Linked DNA regions of Homo sapiens: region 2 is linked to region 1. A link is a contact called in ENCODE Hi-C or POLR2A ChIA-PET data. All regions are on one chromosome and are shown on one strand. Each heading gives the region's core, a stretch centred on a gene start or an enhancer-like site at or near the end of the contact. The rest is flanking DNA. Distances are from core to core; before and after follow the strand shown.

Region 1 (4,045 bases), core at 835-3,334:
AAAGCCACTCTAGTCTCTCACTGCTTCATCAAATAATTTTGTTTTTAAAATGCTGGTATATATGTGATTAAGCTGACTGGGCTTTGAAAATACATAGTAATCTAGTTCACTAATTAACGTTAGATTTATGCTATCAATTATCAGCAGTTTAACAGATTGTGTGGGTATTTCTTCCCTTAAATTTACATAATTGGACAGTCTTCTACCTCAGGCTTTCACGAATCAACCAGGATTTGTCAAGCACCTACCCACTATTCAGCATCAGGGACAGTGCTGTGATAATAAATTCTTACTAGTATCAAAGATTAAACATTAAATTCAAACTTTGGTAACAAGAATGGGGTTATCCTTTCCTGTTAGTAATCCTCAGTTCCTGTGACAGTGAAATAGCCGAGCCCTAATGAACAATCTCTCAACAGAAATCTGATATGTTAGTAATGTTAGATGGCTATCAGTATGTTTCAAAGGTAATTATAAAAACGGTTTATTTCCCTTGTTTTATTAACACAGTCACTAAACTTCAATCTCAGTGTTTAATTTTCCCCAACAGTTTAGCTATTTCCAAGAAAAACAATCATTTGAAGACTGGCATTGCAGATAACAAAACAGTATTACCTGGTACTGGCTTCTCTGTCAGTAGGTATTTTCAGTGGAAACAGAACCTCAAACCTGGCTACCCCGTTCCCACTTCACAGCCATTAAAACACAGCCTTGCTTTTTGCATTTCACGATTATCAAATGAACGATTCACTTCACGAAAAGAACAGTGAGGAGAATCCTGGAGAACCACGGAACTCCCCACCACGTTATGCTAAACACACCATTAGCACAGACACGGGAGACTGTCATGCTTCTGAAATCCTTTTCTTCCAGAACACCTGAGGATTACAAAACCAACACTTCTACTTAAAAAACACCTTTTTAAATTAAAAATAATAAGTGTAGTCGGGGCAAGAAAAGGAAAACAGTGTCTTTATTGTGTGTAGTTCTAACAAACGTTCACTGTGTGCGCATTCCAGCAGAAAGAGACAAAGATCTTTGTTCAAAATATTCTGAAAAAGGTAAACTAACTGCATTATTGAATACACAAAAGGAATGTTACCGTTACTTGTTCATAGTCAAAGGTGAAGTTAAAAAAAAAGGGAAGTTAAATAACTGAAGTAATGGTTTGCCCAAATAGCAAACGTAGGATACAAGCGTGGGCAAAGAGCAGCTACTGAAGCTCATGAGGAGGATGCTGGATATAGGGTAGGTAACTTGACAAATGCCTCTGCTTCTTTGGAACCTTCTTCCTAGATCACCCCCACAAATTCCAAACCTGGCTCTTTCAGAGCACAACAGCCAAATGTAACTAAACTCCTCATTACTTCTGTGATATTTGGCAACAGAATAAGATAGTTTAAAAAAAAATCAATTTCTTGTTGAGACAAGACATGTCTGAATCCATTTCTCTTGGGGTAGGAGGAGGTAATGAACATTAACGTTCTGCATCTCAATCTCCTAAAATGGAATTTAACCAGATAGATATCGCTTGAGATTTTAAAGCAGGAGATACCATAAGTAATGATACTCCAGGCCTGTAAAGCATTTTTCATTGTCCCACATTGCAGCTAAATGAGTATAAACTCGACAGTGTTCTGATTTCACAACATATGCATTTATGACAACTGCTAAAACAACTTTACAGGCTCAAACGATAGGTTCCAAGGGATTTTTGTTTTTGCTTAAGCAGTCTTGAAGAGATCTAAACACAAGATAAACTTTGACCCCACCACTCTGTTATCTTTACAAATGCAGAAGTCATTTGGAAACCAAAACCAATTGCTGAGTAGGGGCTGAGGAATTTTGGTGTCATTTCAAACTAGACTCTACTGAGGCAGGTTTAAACCCTGGCTCTCAGGCCAGGGGCAGTGGTACCAACACCCTCTATTTCGGTAGCATGAAACTTCTCTCACCTCCTCCTTCGTGTCCAGCAGCCATGATGTGTACAGTACAGTTTGCAGCAGCAGCAGCAGCAGCAGCTAGTCTTCCTCAGGAATAAACAACCGAACACCCCAGAGACCAGCTCCAGGTGGCACTGTCAGCCAATGGGGACTGGCTCCACTTGCTCTCCAGAGGGTTTTTCACCAGCTACCCATGTCAAGACTGTTTTGTGAATTCAAGTCTACTTCCTAAAAAAAAGGTCCTTTTGGATGGATTTGGCTAGTGTGCTATACTACTTTATTGTATAGAAAAACCTCTGCAAACTCTCACACAAGATTTAGCTTTCACCTGGCTGTTTTTGTAGGCAACAAAATAACAGTAAATGGACCCCAAAGTGATTTTCCAGATACAAAGTGACATCACATCGGCAGTAGTTCAGAAGAAGCCCTGGGTACTGGGGGATTTCATGGGTGGAAGAGACAAAGTCTAATTATCTTTTCCTCTGGCTCTCAGCAAAAAACAAGTGCAGATGTAAACAGGAAAAGAAAACCAATGTGAAGTAGAAAAACATACCTTTTGCATTGGCATTTACCTTAAAAATAACAAAAACACCAATTTTACTTAAGATGGTAGTTCTTTAACATTTCTTATAAGCCAGATGTTTTTCATTCAATTTCGGACATTGCCAACACACTTTTACAACTGATTCAAGTTATCTTCAGGCTTGGCTTTAGTTTGAATGTTCCCTTTCAAGCTCCTCAATACTCCTCTGTTCTTTACTTTTACCCCAATGTACTCCAATAATCACGCAATTTATTTATTACAGGCAATCATATACCAATCCTTCCTTGCCTTTAAATAGAGAAGCATCAAGTCATACCACTTTTGTTAAATAATAACCAAAGTTTTTTTCAATATTGTCTTAAAAGTAGCATCTTATAATGCATACAAACATTTTTCTAAAGATAAAAGCTTTACTAAACCCATATCCCTGATAATAAAAGTCAGCCAGAAATCTCCTAAAATTACTCCCAAATATATCCAAGTGTGCAAGTACAAGGTTAATATTATTTTGATGAATTCTGTATTCATTCAACTGCTAAATCACAGGATACAAGACCTGGGTTGAACTTTTTCTTAAATAGTTTACATGGGCAGTCCCTGGTTTGCTGGGCAGTTTCCTGTCTCATCAAATCCCTGGCAAGCTGGGAGGGAGGGAGGAGATGCTGAGCAGCCTCTATGGTCCTTCTTGAACCAAGCTGCTCCCTGCTGGATATGACAATGGCTCAGAAGCAGACTAGCAATTCTCAAAGGACAGGGAGAAAAATCACCACAGTTGCTGGCAGAAAACAGCCAGTGTACTATTTATTTCCTCAAGTGCTTCCATGGGGGAAAAAATAAAAGTCTAATATGCCAGAGAAATCATCATTGAACCAATAAGACACAGTAACATAATTCTAGTAACCTACTTCTCAATGAACACACATCTGAGAAAAAAACCGCCAGTATTTTATTCTCATGGAAAAACAGAACAAACCCACAAGTTGGAGTCACGGAGATAAAATACAGATGAAATGGAAAACGGTCTGTTGTCATGAACTCTCACTTTCAAATACCATTTTATATGGAAGTTACTTTACTGCGGGGCAAACAGAAGGCCATGCTGGAGTCTCTTACTTTTGGAAAATGGAGAATCAAAAATTTGCTAATCAACAAACAAAAAAGGAGGGAAACTCCTTGGTAAAGCTCTACAAACATAATTATACATTTATATTTTACCAATAAAAGATAGCTAGGGTAGAAAAAACAGATGGTTAGAAACTGGTGCCAAACCAAAGTGAAAGCTTTGGTGCCTTCTCTAAACTCCTATCCTGTTTCTTTAGAAAACACCAGTTTTCTAAAGAAAGATTACTCTGAATTCACCAGGGTTCTATCACCCCAATTCATCCCTACCTTTCCACCCCCAAGACACGAAAGGGCCATGTAGTTTTTTGTCCGGCACCACTTGGGAAGGGGCTGGGCTCAGGGGCTGGGAAGAGCTACCTGCTGCCCTAGCTTGAAAGGGAGGAGGTGGCCACACCATTCTTTGTATTTTTATCACGCACATAAAAGAACAAAAATC
Region 2 (4,045 bases), core at 431-2,930, 37 kb before region 1:
CTTGGATTACAGGCGTGAGCCACTGTGCCTGGCAGAAAACAATAATTATTATCACTCACAGTTTCTGAGGGTCAGGTGTTTGGAGCCCTCCAGGTTGCTCGTGAGGCTGCAGTCAGATGCTGGTCAGTGTGGCAAGGATCCGAAGGCTTGGCCTGGAGCTAGAGGATCCACACTGAAGGTGGTTCACTCACATAGCTGGCAAGTTGGTGCCAGCTATTGGCTGGGCGCCTCAGGTCCTGTCCACATGGACACCTGAGTATGCTCAAAGAACTTGGCTTCCTCCAAAACAAGCTAGACAAGAGATGAGTGTGGAAGCTGCATTATCTTTTATGACTAAGCATCGGATGTCACACCCAGTCACTGTCACCCTATTGTATTGTTCATGTATGCCAGCCCTGATTCATAGGAAAGGGACTACAGGAAGAGGTGGATACCAGGGGTGGTAGGATCAGCAGGGACCATCTTGGTGTCCCATCCAAGTACTAACGAGGCCCATCCTTGCTTAGCTTCCAAGAAAAGATGTGATCAGGATGGGCGTGATGGGTAGTGCCTGTAATCCCAGCACTTTGGGAGGCCGAGGCAGGCAGATCACAAGTTCAGGAGATCGAGACCTCCTGGCTAACAGGGTGAAACCCCATCTCTACTAAAAATACAAAAAATTAGCTGGGTGTGGTGGCGGGCACCTGTAGTCCAGCTACTCGGGAGGCTGAGGCAGGAGAATCGCTTGAAGCAGGGAGGCTGCAGTGAGTCGAGATTGTGCCACTGCACTCCTGGGTGACAGAGTGAGACTCCGTCTCAAAACAAAACAAACAAACAAAAAAAGATGAGATCAGATGCATTCAAGGTGCTATGGCCGTAGACCGGGATCATCCTGGAGGCTGGCTGATTTCAAACAGGTTGATTTCAAGGCTCTGTTCTCTTATTCCTGAGGAAATAATCCAGATGTATACACCCCAGGCTGGAGATCAAAAATTACATGTCTGCTGAGCACCTGTAATCCCAGCTCTTTGGGAGGTCGAGGCAGGAGGATCACTTGAGCCCAGGAGTTCAAGACCAGTCTGGGAAACATAGAGACTCCAACTCTTTTTTTTTTTAATAAAAATAAACAATTTTTTTTAATTACATCTCAAAATTGGCCAAGTCCTGACAGCAGGATCTGTCAGGATCTGTGATTTGCTTCCTCTTCTTGGTGAATTGAACAGCCTGCAGTGGAAAGTCCTATCTCTCCTGCTGGGGAATTTGAGGAGAAAGAGAACCTTAGTGCACTATGTAATAGAAATAAGATAATGAAGTCCAAGACTGCATGTTGCCCTTGGGCTGACACAGCCTGAAAGAGCCAGCCCTTTGTCTCTCTATCTACAGCAGCAAAACCTTCCTGGAATGTCATTTGAGTTATTCCACCCAGTGGTCCAATTCACTTTCTCTCCTGGCACATCAGCAAGTTACTTATTAAGCATCTACTGTGTACCCAAGAGCAAATCCCAGGATCATTTGAGACTAGTGTAGATGGATAAGCCAGAACTGCCCAGGCATGACCAAAATAGATGTTGTCAAACCCACCTGTCCGGAGGCTTCAAAGGCAAGGAACTGAAAAGTATTTCTTTCCTTTTTTTTCCCCCTGAGTTAGCATTTAGAGAAGTCACAGCCACGAGAATGCTTTCAGATTTACTTTCATTTAGAAAACTCCCAAGGACATGAGAGACAAAGAAAGATTGAGCAACACTTCTAGATGAAAGAAGAGTAATAGCACCTGACAACAACATGTAATGCGCATCCTGATTGTAGCCTGGACTGAGAAAAAATAGCTGTAAGATACGTGATTGGAAACTGGTGAAATTTGGCATACCAATTATAGATTAGATAACAGTATTCAGTATTAGATAACAGGATCAAGTTTAACTTTCCTACATTTTCTTTTTCTTTTTTGAGATGGAGTCTTGCCCTTATCGCTGAGGCTGGAATGCAATGGTACAATCTCGGCTCACTGCAACCTCCGCCTCCCGGGTTCAAGTGATTCTCCTGCCTCAGCTTCCTGAGTAGCTGGGATTACAGGTGCCCGCTACCATGCCTGGCTAATTTTTGTATTTTTAGGCAAGACAGGGTTTCACCATGTTGGCCAGGTTGGTCTCAAACTCTTGACCTTGTGATCCACCTGCCTCGGCCTCCCAAAGTGCTGAGATTACAGGTGTGAGCCACCGCACCCAGCCTAACTTTCCTATATTTTCTAATTATATTTTGGTCATATAATAAAACAGATTTGTTCTTAGGAAATACACACTCAAAGATTAGTGTATAAATGTGTCCACAACTTAACCTTCAAGTTGTTCAGGAAAAAAAGTATACAAACACACACACACACACACACACACACACACACACACACACGTTTATGGAGAAAGGAAGAGAAAGAGATAATCCCAGCACTTTGGGAGGCCGAGGTGGGTGCATCACTTGAGGCCAGGAGTTCAAGACCAGCCTGGCCAACATAGTGAAACCCCGTCTCTACTAAAAATACAAAAATTAGCTGGGCATGGTGGCACATGCCTGTAATCCCAGCTACTCAGGAGGCTGAGGCAGGAGAATCGCTTGAACCTAGTAGGCAGAGGTTGCGGTGGGCCAAGATTGCACCCATACACTCCAGCCTAGGTGACACAGTGAAACTCCATCTCAAAAAAAAAAAAGAGAGAACAAATGCAACAGGACGTTATTAATGCATCTGAGTGAAAGATATGCAAGAACTCCTTATAATATTCTGTTTGTTTCTTTTGTGTAAATTTGAAATTTTTCAAAATAAAAAGTTTTTAAAAAATGAAAGGAGGCCAGGTGCAGTGGCTCACACCTGTAATCCCAGCAATTTGGGAGGCAGAGGCAGAAGGATTGCTTGAGGCCAGGAGTTTGAGACCAGCCTGGGCAATATAGTGAGACTCTCTCTCTATTTAATTTAATTAAATAAAAAATGTTAAAAAATAAAAGGAAACTGCTGAGGCTCTTCTGTCAAAGACAGGACAGGAGAGGCCGTGGTGTCATCATTTGTTCATGGAATGTGGAATGGTAAGTAGAGGTCGAGGTCAGATGGCTACCCGCATGGCCATGCTGCTGCTGTGTCTTGGGAGCTGGAGGTGACAACTGTCTGAGTTGACAGCATCTCCTGGCAGCTGTTAGGAAGCCCAGCACTACCAAAACTTTGCACTGTCCTTGTGACCCTAGGGTCAGCCCCTCAGTCAGTCTCTACATGTTTCACCCCTACCTCTGATCTGGGGACATCTCAGTGGCTCCCCGTGAGGTCTCAGGCTAGGCCGTGTCCGCATCCGCCCTCTTGCTCTTTAAGATTGAGTACATCCTTCTGTGGAGTTGGGCCCTGGGCCAGAAGGCAGAAACCTCTCCCTTTCCCTCCAGATCAGAAGCAACCTGGCCAGAACACCATGGTATAAAACCCCCAAGTTTCCAAGAACATCTCAGAGCTGCGGAATTAACCAAATATCCTTGCGTGAGTTAGAAAACCCCTCCCCAAGATGCCACAGCATCAGAGGTTAAGGCACCCACCCTGATTCCTAGTCCAGCAGATGTGGAAGAGGCGGCCGAGAGCTCCATGAACATAAGAAACAGATCCTCCGGTCAAGGCCCAGAGAACACCCAAGTGCAACACACAGGCCCTTTGGCCTTCAGAATTCACCAAATATGAAGTCTATGAAATAGTTTCAATGCCATCCAAAACTGAGTATCACCATCGCCTGCGGGAGCCAACCCACTGCCTTCCAATTAGCAGTGAGAGGAAGTGGAAAGGGCACCAGGCCCAGGGGCTTCAAAGAAGAGGAGGTCAGGGAGATCCCTGACAAGAGAAGCAATCAGAGAGCCCCCAAGGAGATGAGCACAACGGGAGAAGAAGGCCTTTCTAGTTCCCGTGAAAGTGGTTACTGGACTCTAATGGCCCCAGGCAAGCCCACAGCCCACACAGCCCCCTCCTGGGGACAAAGCCCTTTCTCTTCCAGCTCTCAGGTGTGCAGGGGTCAGATCAGCTGGACACTATTCACAGATGATATTCTCC

Evidence for each region. A loop is a pair of places that touch in the nucleus more often than their neighbours do. ChIA-PET counts read pairs that join two places held with the same protein, here RNA polymerase II (POLR2A). Pooled maps may share reads with other maps.
Region 2: a map of Caco-2 shows a loop between it and region 1 (5-fold over the local background). The contact joins two enhancer-like sites. A Hi-C loop is called at or near these places in 1 of 168 maps with a recorded cell type or tissue (Caco-2), 7 of 37 single-sample maps with no recorded cell type and 6 of 50 pooled maps. POLR2A ChIA-PET finds 5 or more read pairs at or near these places in 8 of 52 experiments (AG04450, BJ, GM12878 and 5 more).

Annotation. Positions count from the first base shown.
Region 1 is chr16:69,463,175-69,467,219 of GRCh38, reverse strand. CYB5B (cytochrome b5 type B) reads right to left here. Exons shown (of 5, transcript NM_030579.3): 5 at 956-4,045. Among named protein-coding and RNA genes, the nearest start is that of CYB5B, 41 kb to the right of the region's middle. Within about 2 kb of position 2,084, at least 5 of the 41 ENCODE cell types and tissues checked have a DNase peak (open chromatin) inside an H3K27ac peak, as active enhancers do; they include GM12878, where a contact is called at or near this core.
Region 2 is chr16:69,499,731-69,503,775 of GRCh38, reverse strand. No RefSeq gene overlaps it. Among named protein-coding and RNA genes, the nearest start is that of MIR1538, 64 kb to the left of the region's middle. Within about 2 kb of position 1,680, at least 3 of the 41 ENCODE cell types and tissues checked have a DNase peak (open chromatin) inside an H3K27ac peak, as active enhancers do; they include GM12878, where a contact is called at or near this core.